2 separate regions of the Homo sapiens genome follow, and region 1 is linked to region 2. A link is a loop called in an ENCODE intact Hi-C map of the cell type or tissue named here. Cell type or tissue: Caco-2. All regions are shown on one strand. Links, peaks and the distances in the headings refer to the core of each region. The heading gives the core; the rest is flanking DNA. Region 1 has its middle 120 kb from the start of ACKR3. Region 2 overlaps COPS8-DT (COPS8 divergent transcript).

The links. Hi-C counts contacts between places; a loop is a spot of excess contacts. Peaks named below come from ENCODE experiments on the same cell type or tissue, not always from the same donor. Only the 100,000 strongest peaks of a DNase experiment are listed, where the experiment ranks them.
Region 1: it touches region 2 in a loop (3-fold over the local background); 2 of 110 quality-filtered maps call a loop at or near these places.

What each region holds. Positions count from the first base shown.
Region 1 is chr2:236,685,651-236,701,625 of GRCh38, reverse strand. No RefSeq gene overlaps it. Among named protein-coding and RNA genes, the nearest start is that of ACKR3, 120 kb to the right of the region's middle. RefSeq lists enhancers at 9,092-9,592, 9,593-10,093. In Caco-2, for the core only: no CTCF peak of the experiment used is centred there; DNase peaks (open chromatin) are centred at 7,865 and 9,605.
Region 2 is chr2:237,020,955-237,036,929 of GRCh38, reverse strand. All of the region lies in intron 1 of COPS8-DT (COPS8 divergent transcript), which reads left to right. It overlaps LOC105373950 (a long non-coding RNA gene), which reads right to left and starts at 256. Exons shown (of 3, transcript XR_007088140.1): 1 at 1-256. In Caco-2, for the core only: a CTCF peak has its summit at 9,299 (motif pointing right); DNase peaks (open chromatin) are centred at 9,329 and 11,639.

The sequences.
Region 1 (15,975 bases), core at 3,301-11,300, 330 kb after region 2:
GAGAACCCCAAGGATGGGATGTCTGGGGTCCTGTTGCCTGCACACCCACTCTGTCCTTGCATGCTGCTGCCTCTCCTGTACTCACTCCTGGCTCTGAGGCGTGCCCCTCACTGCAGTACAACCAAGTCACCACAGCTTTCCAGCCTCCTCTGTGACTCCCACTCAAACCCCAAGTCCCCATGAGTTACGTTCCAGTAACCAGAGCACCTGCTGGCCTGAAAAGTACATCTGGCCCCAGCCCTGCTGCTTGAGCAGAAGTCCTTCTCTCAGGACTGCTGTGTAAATTCTATGCGCCTGGCCTCCTTGCTGGGCAGTGCCTGCCTTGTAATAGGCCACGAGACGCCATGACAAAACAACTGACAGTCCCATCACAGGCACAAAATCCTGATTTGACTCTCACAGCCACATCTTCTTCTACTACCCCTGACCAAATCACACACTGCCCTCCCTCCATGAGTTACCCCAAGGACTGATACTCAAGTTCACCCTAGATCAATGGCTCCCCTCACCTTGTCTTTGACACTCCTGTAGTGTTCCCAAGCCCAGCACTGGGCCATCCCCGAGTAGCCAGTTTGCCATCATGACCCCTGGGTTCTGTTCTCCTGTGAAGAGTAACTGTTGAGGTCCTGAGCTGACGGGAACCGCCATTACCAGACAGATGAGGAGTGGCACAGTCCATCCAAAAAGTCAACCTCTGTGCATGAACCACCCTGAAACTGAAAGGAGTGGCAGGAGGCCTCATTGCTCGATGACTGGGGAAAGCCACAGCCATATTGCAGTACTGTGCAAAACCCAGGGACTTTAGAATAAGACACTCCTAAATATAACTCTTGGCTCTATCATTTATCAGTCATGTGACCTTAGGCAAGATGTCTATCTCAATGCCTCAGTTTCCTCATCTGCAAAATGGGAAAATTCTAGCCCTTGAAGGACTGTTGTGGAAATTAAAGGAGATGTCAAACCCATTTATGTTCACAGTAGGTGCTCACCAAATGTTACTCTACTTGCCTTTAATCCCCATTCCAAAACCCAGTCCTCAACCATCTCTCCCTGACCTGCCCAGACACAACTTCCACTCCAGTCCTACACGAGGCTGCATATTCGTCTAGAAGGGCATGTCTGTTATAGGAGGTCTTGCAAGCTGCTGGCTTTGGATTCAGCCTGGGTTTACATTGTGGTGTTAGGCCAGGCACAGTGGCTCACACCTGTAAGCCCAGCACTTTGGGAGGCCAAGGCGGGTGGATCATTTGGGGCCAGGAGCTCAAAACCAGCCTGGCCAACATGGCAAAACCTTGTCTCTACTAAAAATACAAAAAAATTAGCCAGGTGTGGTGACACACGCCTGTAATCCCAGCTATTTGGTAAGCTAAGGCAGGAGAATTGCTTGAACCTGGGAGGTGGAGGTTTCAGAGAGCTGAGATCATGCCACTGCACTCTAGCCAGGCAACAAAGTGAGACTCTGTCTCAAAAACAAAACAAAACAAAATAAAACAAAACAAAAACTGTGGCTTTATTACTTGCAAACTGTCTAGCCTTGGTCAAATTGATTCATCTCCCTGCCTGTCCCCTCAATCATAAAATGAAAACAGGACAAGTCACACTTACCACAGATGATTACTTTGAGAAATAAACAAGCTTCTATTGGGAAAGCACTCATGACAATACCCGGCAAATGCCAGCCCCAGCTCATGCCTTCCTTGCCTTCTCTTGTGGCAGCAAGACTCGGGAGGGGATGAGCTTCACAATTGCTTTTGCCCTGCCCTCTGTGACATGCCCAAGGTCTGCAGAAGGAGATGCCAGAGCCCTTGGTTAAGGGCAGGGCCCTGCTCTGCCCTTAACCAGGGGCTGTGTGGGAACCTGCTTCTCTCCACTCCAAGTTGAAGAGGTTAACAGAGTCCCCCAAGGTCACTTCCAACGCTCTATTTACATCCTTCCATCTTCTCACCATCTCTCCAGAAGGAGACACGGCAGCGGGAGGATGAAGCCATCCCTCGGGCTGGTACCTGTTCCTTTCCTCTCTGTTCCCCATGACACTTGTCCTAGGTCTTTCTGCCCTGACCTGCTCCTAACAGCCTCTGCCACTCAAAGCTCTCTTCCTCGTTTTATAAATAAAATTAAAATAATAGCAATAACAACAACAATAGTATTAATAATAACAAGGCTTAGAGGACTGAGGATGGAGACGTGAGTACCCTCCTAGACCTTGAAACTGCAGTGACCCACCCATTTCTCCCTTCTTGAGATTTCACACACACTAAACTTGGGCCAGAGCAGAAGCAGCCCATTAAATATTCCCCCACCCCCCATACACACACACCACACCACAACACAAAGAATATGTTTGCAACAGATATCCCTGGAGATTTTCTTCAAATCATGCCATGCAGAACCCAGATCCACCTGTTACATGCTTTCCATGTGTTTAGTTGGGTGTATACAGAGCAACTCAAAGCCAGTTGAAGGGAATTGATTGGCCACTTCTACCTTCCCAGGCAGGTAGCTGGAACCCATAAGTCTCTCAGGCACTTGGAAAGAGAATTTTACCTGCATATGTAGCCTTAGAAAATGTAATTCAACTGTGCAAATATTTGCTCGGGCTCTCCGTGCTTAGAGAAGCATCCCTAAGGATGCTCATTAGAGAGGCCAGCTCAGCAGCTGAGGTGGTCTCGCTCTGGGTTTCTTTCCTGAGCAAGCACTTCACAGTTGCCTGACACTTTGAATTGTGTAAACCATAAAGTTAACAACAGCCCCAAAGATCAGAGGCTAAATTAGACGTTGCAAAGCAAGTAAGCAAGTAATAGTACACAGGCCTCATTTTGGGCATGGTAAAGGAATTCCTCAAACTGCACACAGCAATGAAGAGCTGGTTGGATATCTCTCCCCCAACTCCCTGGCAGGAGGCACAAGCTGCCCCCCAAAATTTTGGACAAGAATAAAAGTATTGCAGATACTGACCATTCAAAACTCAAATCTTTAAATGATCTAAAAATAGAATTAGGTGTATTTCTGAGGATTTGGAAAATCTTTTAAATAGAAAATTATGCTCATTTTTAATAATAAAATACTCCAGTGGAAATACAAAAGTTATAATAATAAAGCACATAAAACAATAAATATTTTGACATTCAAAATGGCCAGATTTGAAGAGAAAGCATATGGCGTGTTTACATCTGCCAATTTTCAGTATCCTTCTAGGAGATTTTATGACTGGGAAACACAGTACATTAATAAGCAAATACATTATTAAATTAAGCATGGCTTTGGGTGCTTACACTAAGGAAAAAACACCAGGCAATAAAGTGAGAAATTATTTCATACTAAATAAAACCTTCGGCATACTTTGTAAATCTTTCTCCTGCCCCAGAACCTCCATTCATGCTCCCAGCAACCCATTCCTGATGGCAGAACATGCCAAGCCTTGCGTAATACATGCTGCGGGTGGGAAGATGGATGGGCTGGGGTCTGCTTGGAGCCGAGCTGTTGCTGGGCTCTCCTCATGGCAGGAACGTCACTTACATGCCAGGAGAATCCGATTTGCAGAAAGGAGCCAACCTAAGGGGGTCTGAGCCACGGATTCATTCATCCACCAGCATAAACTATGCCATTCAATGAGTGTGGTAGGGCAATGAGACACAGCCCCCTTGGGATCTTAACGCACTATCAAGCAAATAATGCATATATAAAATTTAAAAAGTAGAAATAAGAAAGTCAAGATAATAATAAAGAATAGCGAGCACTTAAAAATGGAGCCCATTCTCTGTGCCTGCCCAGGGTGGAGTGCTTTGCAAGCGTTAGTCCCTGCTAACCCCTCCCCACAAACCCCGGGAGGTGGGAGATTCTCCTCCAGGATCTGTCTGCTATTGAGAAGCTATGAGAGAGTCCAAGGCCCACTTCTAGCAACTTTACAAGCTTCAACTTGCTTCTCAATAGCCCCAGTTCCCTAACTTCCTTTATTTTCATAGCATATTTTTTGTAAGGTAACTTAAACCACTTTGGAACATATGATAACCTTATAAGAACTTGTTTACTAAACTTAATGTGTCTGAACTTAAACTATTTACCATTTCCCCTAAACCTGCCGCCTTTCTGGAGTAGGCTATTTTGGTCCCCAGAGCTCAAACACTGTTGTCTTCTTTGCTAAGTCCCTCATACCTTCCAAGACTTGTCTCCCTACCCTGCCTGATAAAGTACTGGTCACTGTCCATTCCTCTGGCAGCATCTTCCTGGCTCATTCTCTCACTTCCATTCCCACTACTGTCATCCTGGGTGGTACACAGGATGTTACTAACCTGGGATATGGAAATACTCTTCCCATTGGTCCTCTCCTCTTCAGTTTGCTCTCTCTCAACCATTTTATATACTTAGAATTAGTGTGTGCCATAATTAGCTTCCAAAGGCAGAGTCCTCATCACATCACACTTTTCAAACCTTGTGTGGCAGTTGGTGCATGTCCCATTCATTGATTCATTCATCCATCCACTTACCCACCCACCCATCCACCCACACACTCATCCACCCCTCCACCCATTTACCCATTCATTATTCGTCCACCCACCCACACACACACTCATCCACCCATCCACCCATTCAACTATCCATCATCCATCCAGTCCCCCACCCGCACATCCATCCTCTCACCCATCAGTATATCCACCCATCTGGCCATGCAGAAGCATTATGGAGCCCTTTATCGGTGCCTGCCCAGTGCCAAATGATTAATACACATTAACTCATTATATCACCACTTCCCAACCCTGTGAGGACAATTCTCCCCTCTTGAAGAAAGGGACAGTGATAAATACTTTATCAAGGAAATTGGAGAAATAAAACCCAGAAAGCACAAGTGATTCAGCAAAGGGTTTGAGTCTGGGGAACTAGAGCTGCCGTTAACCAAATTAGGATAATCCAGAAGAGATGCAGATTTGGGAAAAATGGTAATGGGTTTGAGTGGAGGCTTGTTGAACTTAGTCAATAAGGCCTTGTAAAGGTATGCCTAGACTTTGGGGAAAGGCTGGAGTTTAGATATGGGAGCAACTGACATGGTAAAAAGAAGTTGATGTCACAATATCAATGAGACTACCGAGAGAGGGTATGGAAAAAAAGGCATAAAAGATAAGAAGGCAACTTTGGGAGTACCTAAATTTTATGGGTTAAGACCAGGAGCCAGGAAACTTTTTCTATCAGGGGTCATCTAGTAAATATTTTAGGCTTTGAGGATCACACAGTCTTTGTTGCCACAAATCAACTCTGTCTTTGGAGCAGGAAAGCAGCCATCAACAATATGTACATGAATGGGTGTAGCTGTGTTCCACTAAAACTTTATTTATAAAAACAAGTTGTGGCTAGATTTGGGCCAAGGGCCATAGTTTGAGGAGCCCTCATTTAGAGGATGGGAAAAGACATCAAGGCCATCTGAAGAGGAACAAAGGAGCCACAGGGGAGGGGAATGAGAAGAAGACAGGACCACTGTGCACTGAGCACCTCTTCAGGCCAGGGCCCTGTGAGATGTTTTTGCATCTTCATCTCATATGTTTCTCATTGGCTGTGCCATTTATATAGATGAGCGATAACAGAGAATTATCCAACTACAAAGGTACGTGGGGTCCAGGTTCAAGTCTGGCTGTGTCTTCTGCCTAAGGGACAATAGGACAGTGCACAGAAGTCAGGGTGGAGAGAGACTTAAAAAGGAAAGCTTACATCGAGTGCTGCAGAAGAGCAGAGAGGAGCAGGAGGATGAGATTCTTCTCATTGGAGGAGACAGAACAAAACAAGTTTTCTCCTTCCACCTAATCCCACCTCCCCAGGTCTTTCCATGGACCTCTGCAGTTCTGGATCATCTGCAACCTGGGCACTTGCAGGACCCCTGGGCAGTGGAACTGGATTTCTTGAGTCCCTTCCATCAGCACTTCTCCTTTGGGACTATTTTCATTTTTAGGAACTCCCCTTTCCTCTTTCCTTGCCTCAATTGAGAATCTCATGTTAGGATTACCAAAGCCTACATTCCTTTGCCCTTTTAGAAATCTGCCGTTTTTCAACTCCTAAGAATCTCGCCAGAAAAGACCCCTGTGGATGGCTCAGAGGTAAGGCACTATTAGCCAGGAACATCCATGCTGGGCTAATCCCTGGGGGAGCCTGAGCCACTGGCTCAGATGACGATGTCCTCAGACTTCGGGGACATCAAGCATCCAGGGCAAATATGGGGAGGGGAGCCACCAGCCTGCAGGCAGACACAAGGGCACTGAACACCACCCAAGTCAGCACTTCTTGTGTCACAGGCCCACCCAATGCCACTGCCACCCTCGGAGCCCCTACTGATGGGTTGGTCCATGTGAGGGGGCTGCATCCACCTCTTCCCTCAGCCCTGCCTTCCTGCCAGCTCTGTTCCCTCTTCTGACCTCTTTCCCGCCTGCCATTTTGCAACCTTCTGGAGATTTTTATCCAATGTCTGCAGTGCTGCAGATCCCCTCCCCAGCTAGAAGCATCCCAATGGTGGAATTGCAGGCACCCAGAGGGGACATCCCTGTGTGTGAGGGACAGAGGCCCCTCCTGCAACGTCCGAGTCACACCGGTCACTCCAGTCAAAACTCTCTTGTGCCACCGGCCAGAGTAGGTCATGTTGGCCCACGGCTGATTCAGGCAAGGCTGCTGCAGCCATCTCAGAAGCCAAGTCCATTGACCTTGACCTAGGAGCAAATCTCAGAGTAAAGCTCTCTTTTCTACAAAGTCAGGATGAGAAAAGGGAGGAAGATCCCCTTTGGCCTGGCAGGCTCCTCATAGTGGAGATCGGCTGGGTCAATGTCCCCACAGAGGGCTGAGGGGCCCAGCCCCCACCCAGGAAGCTGCAGTAGCCCCTGGGAAAGGGCTGGGCAGTGGCCTTAGGTGTGGAGACCACACACTTCAGGGGCTGGGGACATTTATGAACTGGAATCAATGAGATTAACTTCAGGGAATGAGGGAGACAGAGGGCGGCTCCTGACCCAGGTGAGTGAGGCAGGTGAGTTGGTGGCAGCTTTGTCCTTAGTAAAGCCAGGGACAGTTATGGGAGGGGAGCCTGCTGAATGCTCAGCACCGGGCCAGGTGCCCCCGCATCTGAAGGGAAGCTAACACATTCTGTTTCCACATCCTAGGCAGGAACTCCCTACTGGGCAGCCAAGGAGCTCTGCACAGCAGCTATACCTATACAGGGAGATGGGGGCTTGGAGGTCATTCTGTCTTGCGCTGAGAGCTGACTCATCAGAGAGGATAACCATTCCCCACAGGGGAGACTGTCGAGGAAGAGAGAACAAGCAGACGTGGGTCATGACTCCAGAAAACCTCCACACTGAGGGCTGCAGACAAGGAGAGCTGTCGTCTGTCTGTCTCCTCAAGAACGGATTTCCAGGCTTCTTTGTTCTCCATGCCAACTGCCCCCAAGCAGGAGCTCAGTGACGGTGTGATGAATGAATGAATGAATTTGAGGGGCCTACAAGTAGCTAGCTACCCTTCAACTTTGGGCAGGCAGCTCCAACTCCCTGACTTTTTGTTTGCTTGTCTATAAAATGCAAAGAATCCCACAGGATATAAGAAAGTGATATGTCGCAGATGAGAAGCTGACTCAGTGAGGGTGTCCTGCCTGCTGGTCACCTTTCCTTCCCGGGCCACACTTTCCTCTGCTGTAAACAGAGGCTATGGGACTCTTTGTTGAGGTCTCTTCCCGATGGGATTTCAGGACTCTAAATGCACAAAGGAATCCACAGAGTGGGTGGGATGCCTGGGCAGTGGGAGGGGACAGAGACCAGGAGGGCAGGAGCTGTACCTCTTTTCCATGAATGCAGTCAGGGTGGTGGGATTCCTGTGTCTCAGCTCAAATCCAAGATAAGAGAAAGCATTCCTCCTTTCCAATCACTGTCATGACTGACAGGTCCTGTAAATCTCCCTCTGCCCAGGTGGAATGCAGACTGTAGACGCAAGGCATTCCCCAACACCCACCGCCCTTCAAAACTGACAAGGCTTTCCCCTGCTAATTGAGTCCCATTGGGCAACGCTTCAGCCCTGAAACCCCTTTTCTTCTGAGAGACGCTGGAGAAAGCAATGTCAATGAGGCAAACATGCAGTGTGGTTAACTGAAATCCGCAAGTTTATTTTATGCAATCTAAAGCTAAAAATGTAGAATTGAGATTCCCCGCATCCTGTAGGTAGATCTTATAACCATTTACAGATGAGTGGATTCAAAATTTCAAGGAAAATGTAAGGTCTGTTGTTTCCAGCCATACAGCCAATAAAGGAGGCAGAACACTCCCTTAAAACGTGAACTATAAAAGACAAACAAATAATTCCCTAAGAGTTAGACTATAATATTTACACATGAGGGGCAGGCCTGAGGTGTGTGCAAACTTCACTTTCCAGAAAGTCAGGGCTCCCTCGCCCACACAGCTCTGCCGTCCTTCTCTCTAAGGACAGGATGCACAGGGGAGATGCAGGTGACTTCCCTGAGGAGCCCAGGACACAGGGTCCCAGGGAAAGTGAGTGGCAGGATCTGGGGAGACGGTGTACCATGCACAGGCATGATGGGGCCAATATCAGTTGCAAGTTCACCACGGACATGGATGCGTTGGGCTGCCCTGGCCTAGTGACATGAAATACAGCAGAAATGTCACAGACAAGGGCCTGAGGCTCATGTTGACCATCGGCCCGACTGCAGTGTCCCAGCCTAGCACTTGTAAGTTCATGGCTTTAGGCTTTGTCTTTTTTTTTTTTTTTTAATGGAGTCTTGCTTTGTTGCCCAGGCTAAAGTGCAACGGCACGATCTTGGCTCACTGCAACCTCAGCCTCCCAGGTTCAAGCAACTCTCCTGCCTCAGTCTCCTGAGTAGCTGGAATTACAGGCACCTGCCACCTCGCCCAGCTAATTCTTTGTAATTTTTTTTAGTAGAGACGGGGTTTCACTATGTTGGCCAGGCTGGTCTCCAACTCCTGACCTCAAGTGATCCGCCCGCCTCGGCCTCCCAAAGTGCCGGGATTACAGGCGTGAGCCACTGAGCCCAGCCAGACTTGGTGTTTATCTAGGTATCATCTTCCTAATATACGTTCAGTTGGAACAGCCTTCCATCAATATTAGTTTAAAAAAAAAAAAACCCTGCATAATTAACCCTTTCATAAGCATCTTCTAAATTCCAATTGGCCTCACCTCTGGGAAGTGAATGTGTGGCCAGGCTGTCCGCAAGCCCTCACTGTGGCCCTGGCAAGCACCTCCTCTTTATTTGGTGCCATTTCTGAGAGACTGAGGGTATTTTGCTGCCAGTGATACCCAGAGCTCCACTATACCAGGTCATCTTCCTTTTTTTTTTTTTTTTTTTTTACCAGCTTTGCTTGTTACAGCACAGGTCATACATTCTAGGAACAGTCTGCAGCTGAAAGCCATCTCTGAAATTCTCTCCCTGAGCCTGACCTGGTACACAGGAGGACACCACAGCCAGGACAGGACCTGCTCAGGCTCTCCAGTGGTAGACACGAAACAGCTGCATCCCAGGGTCAAGGGCCCGAGGGCCCATGCTTGCCCCGGGTGGGAGAAAACATGACGAGCCTGTGGCAGTGAGAAGGAGGCCACACACAGGTCGGGGCATGTTCTGCTCTGGGGTTGAGTCAGAAGTGCAGAACCCCAGGGCCCAGACGTGGAATCTGTGGTAGAAATGGATCCCCCTGGGGGCCTTTCAAGCAGCCTGCCCCATGGGGGTGAACCCTCTGGCAGGAGCTGAGCAGGATCAGGAGATGGCCAAGGGGAGGCAGTGCCCACAGCCAAGGAGCCACAGGGGAGAAAGATAAGGGAGACTGTATTCATTTCCTGTCACTCCTGCAACAATGACCTCAGACAAAGTGGCTTAAAACAATGCTCATGTATTACCCGGTGGTTCTGGGGTTCAGAAGCCTGGAATGGGCCTCAATGGGATAAAGCAAATGTGCTGGCTGGGCTGGTTCCCTCTGGAGGCTCTGGGGGAGAATCTATTTCTTTGCCTTGTCCAGCTTCCAGAAGCCACTTGTGTTCCCTGGTCCGTGGCGCCTTCCTCCATCTTCAAAGCCGGCTACAGTGGCCAAGACCTTCTCACCTGCCTCTCCTTGGTCGCTGTTCCATTATAAGAACACTGGGGATTACATCAGGCCCACCCAGATAGTCTGGGGTAGTCTTCCTATTAAAAAGTCAGCTGTCTCAGCACTTTGGGAGGCTGAGGCGGATGGGTCATGAGGTCAGGAGATCGAGACCATCCTGGCCAACACGGTGAAACCCCTCTCTACTAAAATTTAAAAAATTAGCCGGGCGTGGTGGCGGGCGCTTGTAGTCCCAGCTACTCGAGAGGCTGAGGCAGGGGAATCGTTTGAACCCGAGAGGTGGAGATCACAATGAGCCGAGATTGCGCCACTGCACTCCAGCCTGGGCAACAGAGAAAGACTCCCTCTCAAAAAAAAAAAAAAAAAAAAAAAAAAGTCAGCTGATTGACACCCTTAGTTCCACTGCCTGCTTGGTTCCCTCTGCCATGTAACCTCCCATACACAGGTTCCCAGGATTAGATGCAAACCTCTCTCACACCACAGGGAGCCCCTGAGGACATAAAAAATCAGCCTTAGGGGAGAACTTCAGCTGAGACATCTGCCGGGACCAAAGAGCACAAACCATCTACAACTGAACCATCAAGCAAGAACCTCCACCCCACCTAGGAGAGGAGAGCCAGCCCAGAGGCAGCCATGCCAGGGCCAGCAGGGGACAGGAAGAGACTGGAGGTGAAGGTCAATTTAGAGTTGTGACTTTTAGGTGGACAGTTTTGTTTTTGTTTTTCCTTTACAGAATGGAGACCATGAATTCAAAGTGAACGTAGGATGTTAAATCATTTCAATGAGAGCAGAGAAGTCAGGAGGAAGGCCCGGGCCAAGAGAAAAACCTAGCCCACTGGTTGAGGACGCAGTAGAGGAGATGAAGTGTCTTCTGTGGTTATGTCGTGGCTACATCTCCGTGCAGATCGTCCTCTCTGCTCCATCTCCCTTTCCTCCAACTGTTCAGGACACCATTTCCAGGCCTGCACCACCCCAGCTCTCTTCTTATTTGAGATACTGATATATGCCTGTGGCCCTTCTGAAAGGTAAGGTCAAAAGGCAGCGGTGAACTGCAGATGCGGGTGGGGGAGCCACAGCCCCAAATCACACTGCCTGGATTCCAAAGCAGCCACAGCACATGGCTGCTTTCCATGAAAAACGTTCCATGCCATTCTCCTTCTTCTTAATTCCAAATGGAAATAATTTGCCTTATCCATGAAAGTCTTCAAAAAGACAAGCAAATCTGATATTTAAATAAATCCCTGCAAAGATGTTTTTCTCAGTGTTTTTTATATGAGTAAAAAACAGCCTCATCCATCACGTCCTGTGATACATTCAAACCATTAAAATAAGCTTATGTGGAGAGATTATGACACATAAAAGTTCAAGTGACTAAACAATGGGTGTAAAAGTAGTCTAAAAACCATGCACCAACATGCTTTGAATGCCTCAATAAGTCAAAACAAACATCTATTCAGTGGCCACCTTTGGGTGGCGGAATTATATATTATTTTCTCTTTTTCCCTTTTCTATATTTCCGAGTTATTATCAATAAATGGGTATTGCTCTTTAATCAGCAAGATAAATATATTTTCTATTTTAAACACTTACACATTCCAGCAACTGTATTTTGGGGATCTGAAAGAAGGAGTAAGGAAGAGAAGGGGGAGAGGAAGGGAGGGAGGGAGGAAGGGAGAGAAGAAAGCCACTTCTGCAATCTCAGTGCTTTGGGAGGTCAAAGCAGGAAGATTGATTGAGCCCAGGAGTTCAAGACCGGCTTGGGCAACATAGTAAGACCCTGGCTCTACAAAAAGTTTAAAAATTAGCCTGGCATGGTGGTGCCTGCCTGTGGTCCCAGCTATTCAGGAGGCTGAGGAGAGAGGATCACTTGAGCCTGGGTGGTTGAGGCTGCAGTAAGCCATGATGGTGCCACTGCACACCAACCTGTAGAACAGAGCAAGAGCAACACCTTGTCTTGTCTAAAAAAAAAAGAAGAAGAAGAAGAAGAGGGAGAGAGGGATGGAGGGAGGGAGGGAGGAGAGGCCCAGTCCTTGCCCTCAGGGAATCTGCAAGTGGCAACAGGAGTGGACAGGTACATAGCTAGTTGCATTGCACCTGACACGAGTGAGCTCTAAAGGGCTACACAATTGCTTTCTGAGTGTGAAGAATACTTTTACCCAGGTAGAATATCCCATAACTCCCCGGCTCATGGAAATGCACCATGGCATGGGACCTGAGTGGACCGCCTCTTGCCAGTTGCGCTTGCCCCCCAGCAGCGTCTGGGCTGCTTGATTTCCCCTGTGTGCATTTCTGTCAGGAGAACACAGGTCATATTTTGGAGTATGCAATCATTTGGATTCACGCCAATTCAAAATGCTCCACCTCAAATCCCCGTTCTGGGGCCCTCTCCACTTGAGAACAAGACATTCTTTTATCCTGGACTCACGACCAGGAGTCCCCCAGCGGAGCATCCTCATCACAGCAATTCCGTGGGCAGGGACAGGGTCCTTTCTGCAGGCACAGCGTCCACCACTGCCCTGTCTCCTGAGTCCCTGCGGGGCCCAGTGAAGAAGGAGTGTGTGCGATGTCTGCAGAGCCACGACAGACCCCGCCTGCGGCGGCAGGAGAAACCCTTTATTGGTAAAAGCAATACAACCCTTATCAAGTTTCGGCTGCTTCCTCCCATGGGAGGGAGGGCAGGGAGAAGCACCAGCTCCTGAGAAATTGGGTGCCTCCTCCACATCCTTCCCACCCCTCCCCACCCCCAACCACCATTTCAGGGCCCTCCCAGCACACACATCGCCCTGGAAACCAGAATAATTCCCCTAACAGCACACTATTCCCACGGCATTCAGGAACTCTCGGTGGAGATGTGTCGGGGACAATTGTGATTGTTTTTACAGATGAGGAAACTAGAAGAGAAAGAGCAAGTGTGTTTGCTGCAGTAAAGAGTCTCCATAATAAGCTGAGTTGCCACCGTGCCTCCTTTTAAACGAGCCTGGAAAAGTAAGAAATCAAATTCTCAGGACAGAGAAGTCAGGGGCTTATGGATCATTTCACCAAAGGAGTCAGCAGTGGCTCCATCTCAGTGGAGCTCTACCCTGATGCTCCTGAAAGGACCAAGCTCAGCCTCCAAGGGAGGGTGGGAGGGGACACACTCCCAGCCCCTGGCCCTCCCATCCTGCAGAACAGGCCAGATAGGGAAGCGGGAGGACGCAGCACACAGCTCCCGAAATTCAGGTCCCACACAAGCCAGCAGGCCGAGGCCAGGGACAGAGGCAGGGCCCGGGAGTCCCAGATCAACACACAACAGCCCTGATTCCAGAAGACTGGCAATGAGAGAGAAACAAAATGCCACCAGATACGTTTGCATTTATTCTAAGTGCAATTTGCAGACTTAGCTTTACCACCATAAAACCCCAAAAACAGGGTGGCATATTCTGGGCAAGCTCTGTAATTTTTTCTCCTGCAACCTCCCTGGTGACCCACAGGAAGCCATCCTTGCCCAGCAGGGTGTGGCCTGTCTCCTCTGTACCCACCCCCGTCCCCAGGGAGGCCCCCTCCCTGCTATCGTCACCAGTTACACTGAGACCCCCAGACCATTGACTCTGTGAATCCTATTCCAGAATCTTCCATCTGAGTTCTCCCTGCTTTCTGCCTTCATCCCAGACACCCACACCTGAAATCTGTCTTTGCCACACACTTCTGGGCAGAGCCTGCAGTGAGCTGGCACCGCACTGGCCTGCCCTGGCTCTGACCCAGCCCCCGCACTGTCCCGCCCTCTGCCCTGACTTCCAGCTCTGCCTGCCACCCTGTGACTGCCAGTTCCTGGTGAGAACGCCCCAGCCGCCTGGGACCCCATCCAAGCACTGACAAGCCCCACATACCCAGAAAAGGCTGATGGGATGGCTGACTTTCCCCTTCTCCACTTCCTGTCTGGAAATGGCTTCCCATTTAAGCCTGGAGGGAATGGAGGAGCTTCCATGCAGGCTGAGGAAGGCAGGTGGGCTGGGGGCTGCTGTGGGGCTGGGGTCTCAGGACGGTCATCAGATAGGCCCCAGGCTCACATCTCAGGACTCCTGTCCACCCAGGATGCACAAGTCCCACCTCCTCTTAATCCCCACTGGCATTTGGGACCGGGTCCTGCTTTCGCAAGCAGCTTGGCTTTGCCATCAGTTATTTAAAAGTGGACATTCCAGGTCAAACTTAAAGAGCCAAAAATGCTGTCCTCACATGCACACACAGATACACACATGCACACACATGGACACATGCTCACACATACACACACACACACACATACACAGATGAGGTGTGACAGTGGAGTGCTACATCCACCGAGTCAGGTGTGTTTCAGCCCCTTCCCAATCACCACTATCCTGTCATTCTGGGGGCACAGTGATAAGAAGCGTGTTGTGGTGAGAAGGACAGAGGCAAAGCGGGGTAGATGTGCCCTGGCCACACCTCCAGGGACAGAGGGTGCTGTGTCTTTATCAACAGATCACGACCAGCTCTGCTGGGAGCCAGTTTCTGTGCAGGCTGGGGTCCACTTATGAGCAGGAGGGGTCTGCCCTGTCCTCGTGGCCCCTCCAGGCTCACTGGAGAGGCAGTGACCAAACCCACTACCTGCTATGAAAAAAAGATGGGAGCCAAGTGGTGGAAAACCCAGGGGCATGGAAGCCCCATCTGGAGGGACTGCTCAGCCTCCACTAAGGAATGAAGCGGAGAAGAGGGCTCCTGCTCATTGGAGGGAGAGCTGAGGCAGACAGACCACCAGTCTCGTGAGCACAGATCCCAGGGCAGGAAACAGCTGGATGTGGTCAATAATAAAGAGAAAGTCAGCAGGTTCAAAACAGAAAGAGTGAGAAGAGGGGCCTGTGGGATGTTCAGATAAGGGGGCAGGGGCCCAAAGTTACAGGATTTAGCAAGGAGTTGGGATTTTATTCTTAATGCAATGCTGATATTTTGGAGGGCTTTGGGGAGTGGGGGTAGATAATGGGTTTTGTTGCAAAACGTCACCTGGCTGTCATGAGGGGACAGGATATAGTAGAACGGGGATCCCGGGCACATGGAGAAAGATGGAAAGGCATAAGGTCCATCTGGGCGTGGATGCAGTGTGTGAGGAACAGAGGGGACCATGGTTTGTTCTAAGGCCTCTGGCTGGAGCCACTGAGTGGATGGTAGGCTGAGGAAGACTGCAGGGCAACGTGGGCAGGGAGGCCAAAGCAAATGCCCCACTGCCCTGGGACTCGCCCAGAACATAGGAAGAGGAGGATAACACCAAGGCCATTTGCACACAGGAAATTCCAGCACCAGGGGCTCAGTCCGTGATAACTCAGCATGAGCAAGGGAGGCGGGGGTGCGGTTGGTAGGAGGCTGGCCACCCTCGTCCCCATGGATGTCTGGGTGGAGACTCCAGCGGGAGGCTAGGGCTGGCAGAGGATCTCTCATTCAGAGGGCAGGAGGCCAGGGCTGGCCAGATGCATCTCCTTGGCAGAGACTGCTGCAGGTGAGGACACCCACGGACTTTCTCCTGTCCTGAGGGCTCAAGGTTGGGATCATAATTGACTTAGATTTTGGAGGAGACAGCTCATATCAAGCATTTCAAATACTAAAAGCAAGTATGCAATTTGTTTCCAGAGAATCTTTTACTAGGGGCAGGAACATAGGGCGCAAAGGTATAACTTCCAGAATACCAGAAAAGAGGATCTACCATGTCAAAAATTAACCACTAATAAAAACACACATGCAAGCACAAAACCAGCATTTAATATCTTACCAGAAAGGTTAGACAAAGAGGATTCATTCAAGGAAGAGAAGGGCACTTGGTTCAAAAACTCTTTTCTGGAACTAGGTTTCCTGCAGCCAAGGTAGGCAGGCTTCTGGTGTCTTCATCTTACAAGGCACAGAGAGG
Region 2 (15,975 bases), core at 4,907-12,906:
AAAGCTAAGGAATGCAAAGTCTGCTTCACTGTTTCCTGGAGGGGACTGGTATTTAGCATTTTGTTGTAAATTAATGATTCTGTTAAGATAAATGTTCACACTGGATGTCACATTTCCAATCATAGTTAGTGACAGAAGCTTTTGTGTAAAAAGTACCTTCCATAGGGTGGAGGAAAAAAGACATAATGATGTTAAATAAAATTGAAAAAAGAAAAAAATGAATATTCTAAGGAAACAATGAGAAAAAATAATGAAGAAAAAATGAATATTCTAAGGAAACAATGAGAAAAAACAATGAGAAAAAAAATAAGGGATAAAAAGGCTTGTACGGAGGATACAATACAGTTACATAAGTAAACCTTACCCAAGTATCTTAAAGGCCATGGTCTCAGAATCTCATTACTCCACAAAGGGCATTACTAAAAAATTATTGTCAGAAATATCTTAGCAAACCAGTGCAGTTAGAGAAAAAACCAACTTACTGTATACTGAACACATCCAAACTGTAAATGAGCCATTACTTAGAGTTTGGATTGAACTCAAGTTCATTAGGCTTAAATGACCTTGGCAAACTTATAAAAATTACCATCAACTTTGAACAATTATTAGATGCCTAATTGCACAAGGCAGTGGATTCCTGATTTAAATAGGTCCAATTAGGAAACATGCGAAGAGGAGCCGCTCATGTGGAAAGTGAGACCCTCCCGAGGGTGGAGTCCCTGACACTTTGCAGAAAGAGCTGTGGGGGCAGCAGGGCAGGGCGGAGGTATCAGGAAAAGTTGAGAACAAGCTCGGAGGGCCGGCTGGGAAGCCGACTGTGGGTCTCTCTGGAGTCTGTCTCCCTTTGCTTATGCTAAATTATTTTGGAATTCTGGGCTTTCCTCTCTTTATGTTTTGTTTATTTATTTAAAAGAACAAAGGAAAAACAGAGCTAGAGATGTCAAGCAGAAGTCCATTCTTTCTCAGGGTGACAAATTGCCTTCACTTTCCTCCTTTCCTAGCAACATAACCCCATGACTGTTTCTTTTTGATTTCCTTAGGAAAACAATCTTTCACTTTTTATATTTCAGGGTTTTTTTTCAAGACAGGGTCTTGCTCTGTCGTCCAGGCTGGAGTGTAGTGGCGCCATCTCGGCTCACTGCAGCCTCCGCTTCCCGGGTACAAGTGATTCCCGTGCCTCAGCCTCCTGAGTGGCTGGGATTACAGACATGTGCCACCACGCCCAGCTAATTTTTGTATTTTTAGTAGAGTTGGGGTTTCACCAGGTGTCCCAGGCTGGTCTCAAACTCCTAGCCTCAAGTGATCCACCTGTCTTAGCCTCCCAAAGTATTGGGATTACAGGCGTGAGCCACCATGCCCGTCCGGAAACAATCTTTAGCTTGCTAGAATTTAATTCTGTTTTAGACCCCATATGAAGCCCCTCTTGTGATCATCCTAATGTTCTCATTATGTATTTCTCATTAAACAGGTATATCCTATGCTTTGGCTTGAATGTTTTTCCCCTCCCAAACTTATATTTGAAAATATTAATTGAAAACAAGCTTGTAGATCAGGCTGATCCTCTCAACCATCCTTTAGCATTGGGAGTACTGACGATATCATTCCCATTTCCTCCACCCCCAGCACAGCAGACATAATGGCAGTGATCAAATGCTTGCTCAGGGCCACTGGGGTAGTGTACTAGGGTGAGGACTTGGGTGGGGCCAGGTCCCTGGATTCTACCACCTGTGCTGCTTCTCCTCTGACCCACCCCATCTTCTCCAGGACACCAAGGGATTTGTGTTGCTGCTTTAATTGCTTAAAAAAAAAAAAAAAAAAAAAACCTGGATGGCTGCAACATGTATAGGTCCCCATTAGTTCATTCTTAAAACAAAAATAGGCTCTAGAATTAATTGCAATATAGTTGGCCTTTTAATCCCTCACAAAATAAATGCATTTTGACTCAAATAAAGCAATTTATTTATGCATCAGTGAAAATGTAGATGAGGGCAGTGGATTTCAAACTTCTTTAGCAGCCCAACTTTTGTACACACCTAAATACATGGATAAAGGCATAAACAAATTAGATAGACTGATGAAAATGGCCTGTATTGAGAAAAGGGGAGGGGCTGGGTCCATACTTCTACCTATCTGTTTGGTTCTCCACTGTCACACCCTGGTGGAGAAGCCACTGCCTCACTCTAGTTGAGTTTTCCCACCAGGGTTATATAAGGCTGAAACCAAGCTCGACAGAGTTGCAGCAATGCACAAATGGTGAAATGGTGAGGTCTGTATCTGTAACACACACACATGCACATAGACACACGCACACGTCTTGATATTTATGGGTCTTGAATATCAAAGGTTGCGATGAATTTAGCAATGCTCTTAAATGAGTTGATATAAAATGTCAGTGCCGATTCCTTCTTTCAGATGTGTTCGATCTTGTCATACTTGTATAGAGATAGCCAAAATTAGGCACTAAAATCACTTCCATGTGTTTTCCCTCTTCCTGCCTGTGTTTGGAATTCCCACATACGTCATCTCTGTGCCTTCTAGAACTAAGACCCCCATGAAGAGTACTTGACTGTCCACCCATTTGAGGGCAGCTTTATTCAGAGGCCAACATAGAGAGTTAGAGGACAGATAAAGCAGTCCCTCAGAGTGATTACAATGCCTGCAGAAGTCGTTTTTCCCACAACCCTTGTGCTTTAATTAAAAGTGAGCAGCAAAGTTGCCAGTGCAGCATTAGGAACATAGTATGAAGTGAATGCAGAGAGTGAACTTATTGTAGTGTTGCTGGATTTTTAGAACAGGGGAAGCTAAACATGAAGTGAGTTTCATATCAGGGAAGAAACTTGACCAAAGAAAATTCCTAGTTAATTGCTTGCTATTTGCACTGTCTCTTAATGTCTTGCAACTGAGCTTTTGTTTCATATGTCTTTGTAAACTTCTGATGATAAATATCTCCATTAGAATATATTGTATTCTCCTAAAGACTCCAAATTATGGAGAAGCTGTTCTAAATTTTATAGAGCACACAGATCCCTTTGAGGTTAGCTATTTGAGAGCCTTCTGCATGATAATAGGTGCAGTTTGATTGAAAAATACCTACTGTCAAAAGCATATGTGAGGTCATAACTTGTTGATCTCAAAGTCCTGTGAGGACACATTTACATGACAGTCAAGCCTTGGTGCACAAGACTGTTAGTTAGTATGCAGGAGGCACTTGGCGCCTACAATGACTGCGAGACTCCTTGAAGAAGGATGGGGCTTGGAGTGTCCCCCAGGGCTCTGCTGCCCACAAATCAGGAACCATTGCTCCAGGAAACAGAAATTCTAGAATGTCTGGTTTCAGAGTTAATTTTCCATTAAGAGAGAGAATTTAATCTTCTGATGTTACCATACCCGTTTATTCATCATGATAACAATATGACCAAAGAAGTAAATATTGCTGCAAATCTCTTCTACTAGAGTGATGTGATACAGTTAAAATATGTTACCATTAAAAATGGCAATTACACAGTAAGCAGGCCAGATAGGAAGCTTGGGAAAGCTGATGCATTTTAAGCTTATAGCAGTTTACTAAGAACAAAAAGTTCACATAATTATTCTAAAAGTGGACATAATTTTGTTTCTTGCTTTGAACTTCCATAGGAGCCGTAGCTAGGATGTTGACTCAGGGTTCTATGAAGTGTTTTGGAGAAAAGTTAACAAAGTAGGAACAGGGTGCCTGTATCTGATGATCTGAATCAATTTTGGTACAGAGCTTAAAAAAGAGGGGAAATAGGCAACCAAAACCTCCACTGGGCTTTGTCAGGAGCGTCATCAGCCATGTATGGTTGGCATCCACAGAGAGAAACTCAATACAGGCACCCCAGGGGCCAACTGAGAGGGGCTCCTCCTGCTTTAGATGTGCAGCTGGGGAGGACGCTTTGTGTTCATTCATTCCATTCATTCAGCAGTCATTTGGGGTTACAGCAGTGAACACATCCAAGTTCCTGCCCTCGTGCCACCTAAGTTCTAGTGATGTGTGGGGGGGATGCGGATATACAGCAAGCAAATAAACAAGTTAGTGTAGATTCCACATCATGCTGTGTGTAGACTTCACATGGCATCATGTGTAGACCCCACATGGTGGTGTGTGTAGACCCCACATGGTGTTGTGTGTATACCCCATATAGTGTTGTGTGTGGACTCCACATGGTATTGTGTGTAGACTATATATGGTGTTCTGTGTAGACCCCACACAGTGTTGTGTGTATACCCCATATAGTGTTGTGTGTAGACTCCACATGGTGTTGTGTGTAGACTCCACATGGTGTTGTGTGTAGACTCCACCTGGTGTTGTGTGTAGACCCCACATGGTGTTGTGTGTATACCCCATATAGTGTTGTGTGTAGACTCCACCTGGTGTTGTGTGTATAACTGACACAGTGTTGTGTGTGGACCCCTCAAGGTGTTGTATGTAGTGTGTGCACTCCACATGGCATTGGTGCATGGAGAAAGGAAGCAGAGCAAGGAGAAGGTGACTTGGCACAGGCTGGTCCTAGGCACCTCCTGAGAAGGTGGCATTTGAGGAGAGACCTGTGTTGAGTAAAGGAGTAAGCCATGCAGCTCTGCAAGGGAGGGGAGTTTCAGGAAGGGGCTGCGCCATGTGCAAAGGCCCTGAGCTGGGAGCTCGGGGGCCCACAGGATGGAGCAGAGTGAGGGGAGTGGAGGGAGGTGAGTTAGAACGTGGGGTCAGAGGGGTCTCTGGGCCATGGTAACAAGCTTTCTGAGTGACATGGGGAGCCAGGAGAAGCTTTTAAATAGGAAACGATCTGACCTTTGTTTCAATAACACCACTTGGGCTGGAGGGGTGCACATGCTGTGTCCATGGCACTCACACAGCGAGACTTTCACTCTGTCTGGGAGGGAATTCAGACCATCCCTTTACAGAGTCATAGACATACCTCCAGCAACTCCTGCATCTCCTTTTCCCAGCCCAGAATCCATCCACGGGACTGCTGCCCTGGGGCCAGGACATGGAACAAGAGCCACCTCCCCTGCTGGCGGTGTGTGTGTGAGGGGGCCCTGCCAGCGAATTAAACCCAGGCTCAGCCTCTGGCTTTTGACTCCCTCCCTCCTTCCTCTTTCCCCATACCATGAGAAAATACAGCATAGGGGTTAAGAGAATGAGCCCAGGAGCCACGCTGCTCGAGTTTAAATTCCAACTCCACGAACGCTAGCCTGGCAAGTTACTTCATCTCTCACTGCTACAGTCTCCTCATCTGTGCGAGGGGTTTGATGCTATTCGCACTTCCCTCACAGGATTGTTAGGAGTTCAATGTGTCATCATATGCCCAGCATGGAGAAGACTACCTGGCTCACAAGAGTGCCACATGAGTGAATGCCACATGAGTGAGTGACATGGGAGTGAGTGCCACAGGAATGAGTGCCACATGAGTGAGTGCCACCTGGGTCTCAGTTCCTGCCTTTGTTGTTAATGTCAGCATCTCTGCCACAGGGATGGCTTTGCTTGGGTCTCCCTGCAATACTGCAGCCATCTCTGTGGGCCTAGGGTGAGGAGCCGGCCTTCTCTGTGGCCTAGGGTGAGGAGCCAGCCTTCTCTGTGGGCCCAGGGTGAGGGCTGGCCTTCTCTGTGGCCTAGGGTGAGGGCTGGCCTTCTCTGTGGGCCTAGGGTGAGGAGCTGGCCTTCTCTGTGGCCTAGGGTGAGGAGCCAGCCTTCTCTGTGGGCCTAGGATGAGGAGCTGGCCTTCTCTGTGGGCCCAGGGTGAGGAGCTGGCCTTCTCTGTGTGCCCAGGGTGTGGGCTGGCCTTCTCTGTGGCCTAGGGTGAGGGCTGGCCTTCTCTGTGGGCCCAGGGTGTGGGCTGGCCTTCTCTGTGGGCCCAGGGTGTGGGCTGGCCTTCTCTGTGGCCTAGGGTGAGGGCTGGCCTTCTCTGTGGGCCCAGGGTGTGGGCTGGCCTTCTCTGTGGCCTAGGGTGAGGGCTGGCCTTCTCTGTGGGCCCAGGGTGTGGGCTGGCCTTCTCTGTGGCCTAGGGTGAGGGCTGGCCTTCTCTGTGGGCCCAGGGTGTGGGCTGGCCTTCTCTGTGGCCTAGGGTGAGGGCTGGCCTTCTCTGTGGGCCCAGGGTGTGGGCTGGCCTTCTCTGTGGCCTAGGGTGAGGGCTGGCCTTCTCTGTGGGCCCAGGGTGTGGGCTGGCCTTCTCTGTGGCCTAGGGTGAGGGCTGGCCTTCTCTGTGGGCCCAGGGTGAGGGCTGGCCTTCTCTTCGGGCCTGGGACCCTGCCCAGCTCCTGCAGCCACTTCCCTGGGAGCCCCGCTTGGGGCCATGGGCTGCTGCCAGGCCTCCATCACCTCGAAGCGGACCTTGAAGAAAGCACTGAGCCAGCCCAGCCCTGCTTCTTGGGTGTCTGACTGCCCCTGGGGAGCCCTGCGGCAACAACCTCCTGGCTGGGTACCTGGCACTACCTGCTCCACTGAGGGGTCAGCCACTCCGGACCCTGAGCCTCGTGCCCTCCTGCACCGGCTTGAGTTTGGGATTGCTGTATTGTTTTGACCAGGACAGCCCCCCAAAGGGCCCTCCCTGGACTGGCCCAGATGGGGACCTGAGTGTCCCCACGCCTTTTCAGCACATCCCAAATGCCACTTTGTTTTCCTCCATGCTGAAGGCTGGCATGCCTCCTTTTCCTGGGTTTCAAGATACCTGATGAAGTCTTCAGAAAACTTGGTTATTGAATAGCATGTCTACTTCTTAGATGTTATTACCTTTTTGACCACCTGTGACATACTTTTACCTGATAATGGCTAGTCTAAATTCTGCACCTTAAACTATGGACTCTGGGCTCACCATGCACCCCGCGCCCCCCAGCTCCCTCCCTCACCCTCAAATCCCCTAGGTCCTCTCAGGGCCTCCTGTTCTCCCAGCCTTTCCTGTTCCCTCCTCCCTCCCAGCACATCCCAGCGCCCCTGCCTCCATTAACCCCAGGCCCTGCCTATATAAGAAATACCTGTTTAAAAAACAGCTTTATTGAGCTGTTTTTAAAATTAATATACAAACCTGCACTTATTTAATGTACACAGTTCGAGGAGTTTGATATGTTCATATCCATTGAGACCATCACCACAATCAAGATAATAAATGTACCTATTGCCTCCACAAATTTCTTTGTGTCTCCCCATTTTTTACTGTGTTAAGAGCACTAAGCATGTGATCTATTCTCTTAACACATTTTTAAGTGCACAAAGGAGATATAACCTTAAACCAGGGGCTTACATCTTGGCTCGGGTCCCGTAGGATGGAATTACCTTATGCCAAAGTCTACTGTAAAACTTTACCATGAGAAGCGGACACAGTTGGCTTTCAGAAGAAGAGCTTTAGCAAGCTTTCAGAGCATTGGGGTGCTTCACATTGGGGTGCAAGGACTCATTAGACCATGCACCACTGTGTCATTTTAACAGGCCTTTGTAAAATAACTTTTGCTCTGAGTTTTGAAGCAGCAAATGACTTTTAATCACATTGGAGAATTACGAAACAATCAAAATTGGTGCCTGAGCCATTTAAGCATCCATTGGCACAAGTGGTATTTACTAAGCATCTCTGGGCTGCCAGGCAGTGGGAAGTGCAAGGGACAAGGTGTTGTTCCTATGCTGTCGAGGGACTCACATTTTCCTAGGGGAGAGACCCAGGTAGACAAGGAAGCAAGGCTTTAACCGGAGTGTCAACAAAATGCCATGAGGGCCCAGAGGATGGGTGAGCGCTGGAGCTTGGCTTGGACAGGGAGGAGGGTTTACTTCAGGGAAAGGAGTGGGGTGGGGTGAAGTGGGGGTGAGACCGATGTTACAAGGCGTCGCCATGGCCTTCCTTCAAAGGCTGCAGAAACGGGCGTAGAACTCTGTGATATACAGCTGAAATTTGCCACGTATCTGCTTTGTCCTTGAGTCTGTTCAGAAGATCAGGGTTTCGGCCAGGCACGGCGGCTCACGCCTATAATCCCAGCAGTTTGGGATGCAGAAGTGGGCAGATCACTTGAGGCCAGGAGTTCAAGACCAGCCTGGCCAACACAGTGAAACCCCATCTCTACCAAAAATACACAAATTAGCCAGATGTGGTGGTGCACACCTATAATCCCAGCTACTCAAGAGGCTAAGGCAGGAAAATCACTTGAACCCAGGAGGCAGGAGTTGCAGTGAGCCAAGATCATGTGACTGCACTCCATCCTGGGCAACAGAGTGAGACTCCATCTCAAAAAAAAAAAAAAAAGAGCCAGGTTCTTAAGGGCTTCTTAGTCTGAGGTACAGGGAATACTGACTGTCATAAAACTCCACAAATTATATGTAGAAGTTTTCATGCATGTACATTTTCCTGGAGATTCCATACTTCAGTTTTTAAGGAGTGTGTGTCCCTAAAAGCACATAACTATTGTATCTGTGCAAGGCTGCTCCCCTCTGCCTGGGAAGCCATCTGTGGTGGTGCTGGTTGTCCCTGGACTGCTACCCAGAGACCCGGGCCTTGTTTGACCTTGGGAATGTTAAATCCCCATGCACCATTTTGTCCAAACAGCTCCCATTCTAGGCACCTAGAAAATATTGGTTGAAATGAACTGAATGCTTATCTAAGTTGTATTTTCATTTCTTCAACATACCCTGTATGACCAGTAAGAGCATCTTTACCCAACTCAATAACTGCCCCACTGGCATAAACGAGAAGGCGGGAGGCCTCCATGTGAAACCAGCAGGAAGTCTCCATGTTCCTGGTTGAGGTGCACCTCCCAACTCAACTAGAAAATGAACTTTTCTGGTAATCTTTGGGGAGTGACTAGTTCCCTCACACCTCACCAATAATGGAAAGCTGGAAAAGACTCATTGGAATAGACGCTTCCAAAAGACATCAGCAGAGTTTCTGAAAAGGCAGTAAAAGGGAAAGAAACAAAGAAATGAACATTGTTGATTACAAGGAAATTATTCTTGACATTTCACATAGCATAAAAAAAGAGGACCGTGCACAATAAATTAAACAATCTTCAGGCTCCCATTGCAAAGGGTCACTTTCAAATAACTTTCATTCCAGCTGTGTGTCTTTGGGCGAGTTCGTTAAATCTTCTTTTGGCCTCAACTTTCCCATCTTTGAGAGGTCAAGTCTCACATGGCTATGGTGAAAATCAAATGAGGTGAAGGATGTTGAAAGGACTTAGTAAAAGATCCAGTCTACACAAATCGGAGCTTCCATGGCCGTCATTAATACTGACCATCTTTGATAACTTTGCTGCAACCTATCTTGAAATCACTTGAGATGATAGTACTGCCTTCATGTCACCCACCGGCCACCAGGTGGACTCAGCTGCCCTGGCTTGGTGGCTGCATATCCAATTTCTCACTGCTTCCTAAGTGTCCTCCCGTCTCTAAGCCGCACCTTCAGAAGGGGAGAATGACTTTCCTGTAGAGGAAGACTGTTCCTCAGTCAGGTGGTCAGATGCAGTCCCCTTACCCTGTAACCTCTCTCCTCCCCTGTGTTTCAGGGCTCACTCATGGAGCTCATGGAAGTGGGCAGATGGCAGGTAGGGTAGAGGTTGGGGGTCGGGAGCTTTCCTCCTTCCCTAGGGCTCTGGCACAACTTCTCCTGTTCACCCCTTTCATGGAAGAGACATTTCCCCTGAAGTTCTACCCTTGAGTCTCCTGTCTCTTAACTCATGGTCTCCTGGGCAGTCTCATCTACTCTGTGACTCCGGCTCTTGCCCCCTAGGCCACTCTAAATGCCACCTCCTAATGTGCCCAGGGCTCCGAGGGAGTGCACGGTGCACAGCGGCCTCTCAGCAAATACCCCTGAAATGAATGCACCCTGGGCTTCCCATGCCTCCTTCTTGTCCCTGGACACACTGCACTCCCCCATGAGCTCCCTCAGATCCTTCCTCCCTTCCTTGCCCTCCCCAACTCCATGTTTCCCACCAGGGTTAACTCTGTCCTTGCCAAGCCCGATCCTGTGGGCCGTCACTCCATCCTCTTTCATGTTCCTCCCTTCAGTTTCTTTTTCCTCTGGTGACTTCTCGGCACCGATACTCTGCTCATCCATTCCTGGGCCCCCTGCTCTCGGGCCGCTCGGCACTTCTGGTAGACACAGCCCACCTGGTCTCCATTCCCAATGAGGCCATCTGCGGCTGCTCAGTATCTCCCATACCCTGTTCATCTCTCTCCTCCAAATGACCTGGCCTCCTGGCCTCCTTCTTAGTAAGTTAATGAAATTTCTCTCGCCACTCTTCCCTTCTTCCTTTGGGAACAGAGCGTGCATCTCCTTCTTCACTCAGGTGAGTCCCTCTGTCTGGCTCTGAATTCCATCCAATAGATCCAGGCTCTGGGGCTCCCAGTCATCCCCTCCTCCCGGTGTCTGTTGCTTCTTCTGTCACTGCCTCCTTCCCTTCAGCCTGTCCACCTGCTCTGTGGTTTCAGGTATTTGCACACACACCACAGCCAAAGGCACACACCTTTCTGGGACCCGGTTTAGTGTCAGGAAACCACCTTATCTCTTTGTGCTGCTTTCCATTGATTCAATGCATGTAAAGTGTTTAGAATAGATGATGGATATTAGTGAGCGACCATCATCATCATTGTAATTTTTGTAGCAAACATTCTTAAATGTTTGTCCAAGTTCACCACCTCCATTTCCTCCTCCTCCAAAAGCCCCTGAAATCTCAGAAGCCACAGCCTAGCTTTGATTCTGCCACACCCTGAAGGTATTCTGACTAAGATAATCACTGGCATCCCAGTCACCAAATCTAAAGGAGGATTTTGGCCCTCGTCATACTCTACCTCCCCATCAGCTTCAGATCCAGCTGGAGCCTCTCTCTTTTTTCCCTGAAATGCTCTCCACCTTCCTCAGATTGGGCAGCCCGTACCCACAGCTGACCCCACCCCCAAGCACAGCTGAGGCTCCTCCTCATCTCTCTGACCTTGAAAGTCAAGGTAATCCTTGGTCATCGTTGGAGTCATCAGGGCTCAGTCCTCTGAGCCCCTCTCTTTTCTGTCCTCACTCACCCCTACGGGACCTCATGCTGTTTCCTGGCTTTAGATATCATCTATATCCTGACCACTGGCAAATATACTCGCTGGCCCTGGCCTTCCCCTTGAATTCCAGACTGGTGCACCTGAGCTTCTCCTTGACATCTGCTGCTCTCGGACATTCAGTGGGCATCTGAAGCTCACCATGTTTGAATCAGACTTCTGATGTTTCCACCAAACCTGTTCTTCACATCTGTCTCCAATTTCAGTGAATTCTTCCAATTGCTTAAGTTTGGAGCGAACGTTCATTCCTCTCTACTTCTTACACCCCACATGAAACTACCTAGCAGATTATGTTGGTTGGCTTGAGAATCAGGTCACATTCTCCCCCCTATACTAACCCACCCTGCTCCAAGCCCCTATCAGCTTCTCCCAGCTCCCCACAATAGCCTTTTAATGATCCTCCTGCATCAGATCTAGCTCCCCTGCCCTCTCCCCTCTGCATTGCTATAGCCTTCTGTCAACATCAGTAAAATTAATATCAGTTTTGTCAGTTAAGTCAGCCACAGGGATCCTGTTACAATCAGATCATGTCATTCCTCTGAGCAAAACTCCCCCCTGGCCTCCAGCTCACTCCTTCCAGACCAAAGTCCTCATGACGTGCGAGGCTGTGAGTGGCCCTGTCATACTGACTCATCTCTTACTTCTCTTCCCCATTCCTTCTGTTCAAGCCAACTGCCCTATGCACTATGCCCTGAACACGCGACACACCCCTGCTTTGTGTCTGTGCACATTCTGTTCCTTCTGTTCCCGAAGGTATTTGCATGGCTCCCTCCCTGACTTCCTTCGACCCTTCATTCACACCTTCTTAGTGCATCCTTCTCTGGCCAGGGACACTATGATTTCACCCCTCCTCCCTTCACTACATAGCCACTTCTCCTCTTTGCTTTAAATATTCTTATACTAACACTTAATAGCTAACATTCTACGTGTTTTATTATTTATCTTGTATATTGTTGGTCTCCCCAGTGTCTTACTAGAATAGAAGCTTCATGATGCAGGGTTTTTTTTGACAGCTTTCCCACCCCAGAAATAGAAACAGAGCCCAACCCATAGTTGGAACTCAATAAATAGCTATACAATCAATAAGTGAAGATTCTTTTTAAAACCTTTTTCATATGCCCATCTTCTGCTCCATAGACTTTGGTGTCCCCTTATCTCATTGATATTTTCTTTAGGGTATTTTATCCATGCCCTGGGCTTCACCTGGAATGACACCATGTGATGGAGAGCAATATTGTCCCATAGCTTTTATTTCTTCCTGAAACCACACCCTTTTCAATACAACTTTGAAGCAGAAGCAGAATATACATTCTCCAGCCAACTGAAGATGGACTCAACTATGTGATTTGCTTTGGGAGTCTTAACAAACATGTGGAGCCTGAGTCCAGCCAAGCTTAGCAGCAATGAGCAGAGCCCCCACAGCTGACCATCTCACATGCTTCTGAGTTTGGGGAGGTAGTTTGTTATGCAGCAGTAGCTGACTGATACATATTTTAGTAACCCCCAGGTTCATTCCTGAGTCTAAGTCTCTATCCTGAGTTCAAGGTCCAAGTTCCACTTTTTAACTGCCTCCTGGACATGGGTCCTGAACATCTTGCAGGGATTTAGCAGCTGTCTTTCTCATCTTCCACCCCATTCCCAGCCAGCTCTGAATTAGCCAGGACACTTTAAATTATCAGGCAATTAATTGGCTCATTAAACTGGAAAGCCCAGTGGCAGGATAGACTTTGGGTCAGCAAATCCAGTGGCTCCATGCTGCCATCAGGGATCCAATTTGTTCCTGTCTGGCTGCTTGGCCTTCTATTGTGTTGGTTTCATTCCAAGGCTGGCTGCCTTCTTGGACCTAGGATGGCTGCTGTTGCAGCCTGGGCTTCTTTAAATACACACAATAGCCGGGAGGAGGTCTTCCCACAACTCTCAAGCTCAAATCTAGAGCTTTATGCTGGTTGGATCACCCTTGAAGTGAGCAGTGTGGCCAGGGGAATATCATTTGCTGAATGGCTCAGAACTGTGCTGTTTGAACCACATCAGGTGGATGGTGTCTGGCTCCTTGACAGAGACCTGTGGTGGGGTGGGGACCTGTAGAACTGGCATGGAGTCCATTGCCCCAAAGAACTCAGTTACTGAACAATGGGAGAGGAAGAAAGGATGTCAAGGAGACCCTGGCATCTGCCACATGTCCCTTCTGTAATTCCAATATTTATATGCTGTCTAGTGGTTGTTTTGGTTGGTGTTTTCCTAGCTCCTGGTCACTCTCTTGGTCACCAGGTCTAGGACTCTCTAGATACTCTCATATCTTTTTCTTTCTCTCTCCATTCTCACTGCCACTGCCTGTGTCAGTCCCCCATATCTCAATTACAATGAATAACTTATTGCAAAATGCTAATATGATATTATAGGAACATCAAGCAATACTGCTAAGTAAAAAGAAAAAGAGTGAATATCACCCACACTACCCAGAAATCACAGTTCACGTTTCGATATTTGTCCATTTGAATTATATTCTTCAAAGATTTTAATCAAACTGTATGACTGGGTTTAGAACAGCAGCCTTGTCTGGACCCTGCATGGAGTTAGGTGATTCCACACTTTCTAGAACCCTTTCTGGGTGTTGAGCTGGCAAATCCATCCATGTGCTTGTGGGTATTTGGGGACATTGAAGCGGATGCACAGCCATTTTTTTTTTTTTAATTTAAAGGAGGCTCAGGAGCTCAATAGGAAGTGCTGAAGCTTGGCCACAGAGATGTAGAGATGTGTCTGACCTGGAAGAGTTGGTGGGAAGGGGATAGAAGACAAACTGCCGAAGGATAGAGTGATTCCTGAGAGAAAAATCACATGAGTAAGAAGGCTGGTGGGGGGAGGTGTGAGGAAGCAGGGACATTTCAGGTATAGTGTGGGGGTACACTGGAACCTTTTCTGACCCAGTTTTCATTTTCCTTGAGGAAACAACTTCATGTCCTGAAAGTGCAAAACTGAAAGAGTTATTTTGGTAAGGTCCCCAACTCCCAACCCCTTCTCCCAGAGGAGATCCAATGGAGGAAAGAAATCAAACGAAAACATGTAACGATGAAAGCATTATCTGACCGGATGGAGAGAAAGATGAGAACCCAAGGTTGCCAGCAGCCACTGAGATGCGACTAGTTGACGGTGGCAGCAGAGGGTGGCAGAGGTACTACTATTACCATGAGCACTAGCGGGCAGATCGGGAGAAGGTAGGAAGTGCCGCAGATGGGCTGTCAAAGGTGGCTTCTCCAGCTCTAGGTGGACAGCTCTCTTCAACTGTGTCACCTCAAGTGGGAAGATAGTCCAGAGGGCCCAGTGATAAACAGCTAACATGATAACATGAGCCTTTCTTTCTTTCTTTCTCTCTTTCTTTCCTTCCTTCCTTCTTTCTCTCTTTTTCCTTCCTTCTTTCTTTCTTTCTCTCTCTCTTTCTTTCCCCTTCCTTCCTTCCTTCTTTCTTTCTTTCTCTTTCTTTCTTTCTTTCTTTCTTTCTTTCTTTCTTTCTTTCTTTCTTTCTTTCTTTCTTTCTTTCTCCTTCCCTCCCTCCCTCCCTCCCTCCCTCCCTCCCTCCCTTCCTTCCTTTCTTTCTTTTTTTTCTTCTTTTTCTTTTATTTGAGACGAAACCTCACTCTGTTGCCCAGGCTGGAGTGCAGTGGCATGATCTCGGCTCACTGCAACCTCTGCCTCCTGAGTTCAAGTGATTCTCCTGCCTCAGCCTCCTGAGTAGCTGGGATTACAGGCATGCACCACCACACCTGTCGAATTTTTGTACTTTTAGTAGAGATGGGTTTCACTATGTTGGTCAGGCTGGTCTCGAACTCCTGACCTCAGGCGATCCATCCACCTCGGCCTCCCAAAGTGCTGGGATTACAGGTGTGAGCCACCATGTCTGGCCCTAACATAAGCATTTCTAACAAACATAAAACAAAGATAGTCAACCCCCCAAATTCATACTCAATATACTGTCATACAAACTGAATCTTTTCAATTTAAAAGTGTTGAGAATATTTTATAGTCAATTTGAAACTTGAATAGAGAAGTTAGTGACCACGTGGTTCATATAATTTCGTATTTCTCGGTCCTTTCCTGTTGTAAAGAGCCATGACCCTTTACGCCAGCTCCACGCTGGTGATATATAGCACTCAATGAAACCAACACCTTATTGAACCATCAAATATGTCAAAAGGAAATTTAGAACAAGTGGCAGGAAAAGCTTCATAGCAGGAAAATCTTATGGGAACATAAAATTATTTCCCAAGGAAGTTGTTAAAAATCCATTATGCAAGCCATTTATAAATGTGTTATTTATCAACATCTTGCAAAAAAAAAAAAGTGAGACAGCACATTACCAGCAAAATTCTTATACTGGCAAGCTAGACCACATGCCTCAATAGCACCTTTTTTCAAGTCCACTGATGATTTAATTTATAGCATTCCTTTTTTTCACGTGATAAAGAATGTTATTTGCTTGCAATATGATATGTAATACCAAAATGAAACAGTTGCTTTCTGAGAATGAATATGGAAAGATATTTTTTGTTATCCCTCATAGCTCTCAATTCGTAAATCAGTGCAAAATACATGTGAAAAATCTGTGCAACTTCAAATAAATGTAATTTTTTAATAGTCAGATTAGTTATGCGAATATGTCCTTAGATGATACAAAATTGATTTATTGCTGATTAACATGATGTATTAATATTAACGGGGTTATTAGTACATATTAATTTAAAATGACCCAAGGGAAAGTTGGTTGGGAAGGAAGGCATCATAGGGAAAGCCTCTGGTTGGGGAGGACAATGGAGAAGGATGAGGTGGAAGAAATGGTGAGCAAAGGGCAAGTACAGTCTAGGATTGGGAGGGAATGGGTTTAGGGCATTTCATATAATAAAGATTCGTACTCAAGGCTGAATGAAGATGGTACCACTGAAGACCACTGG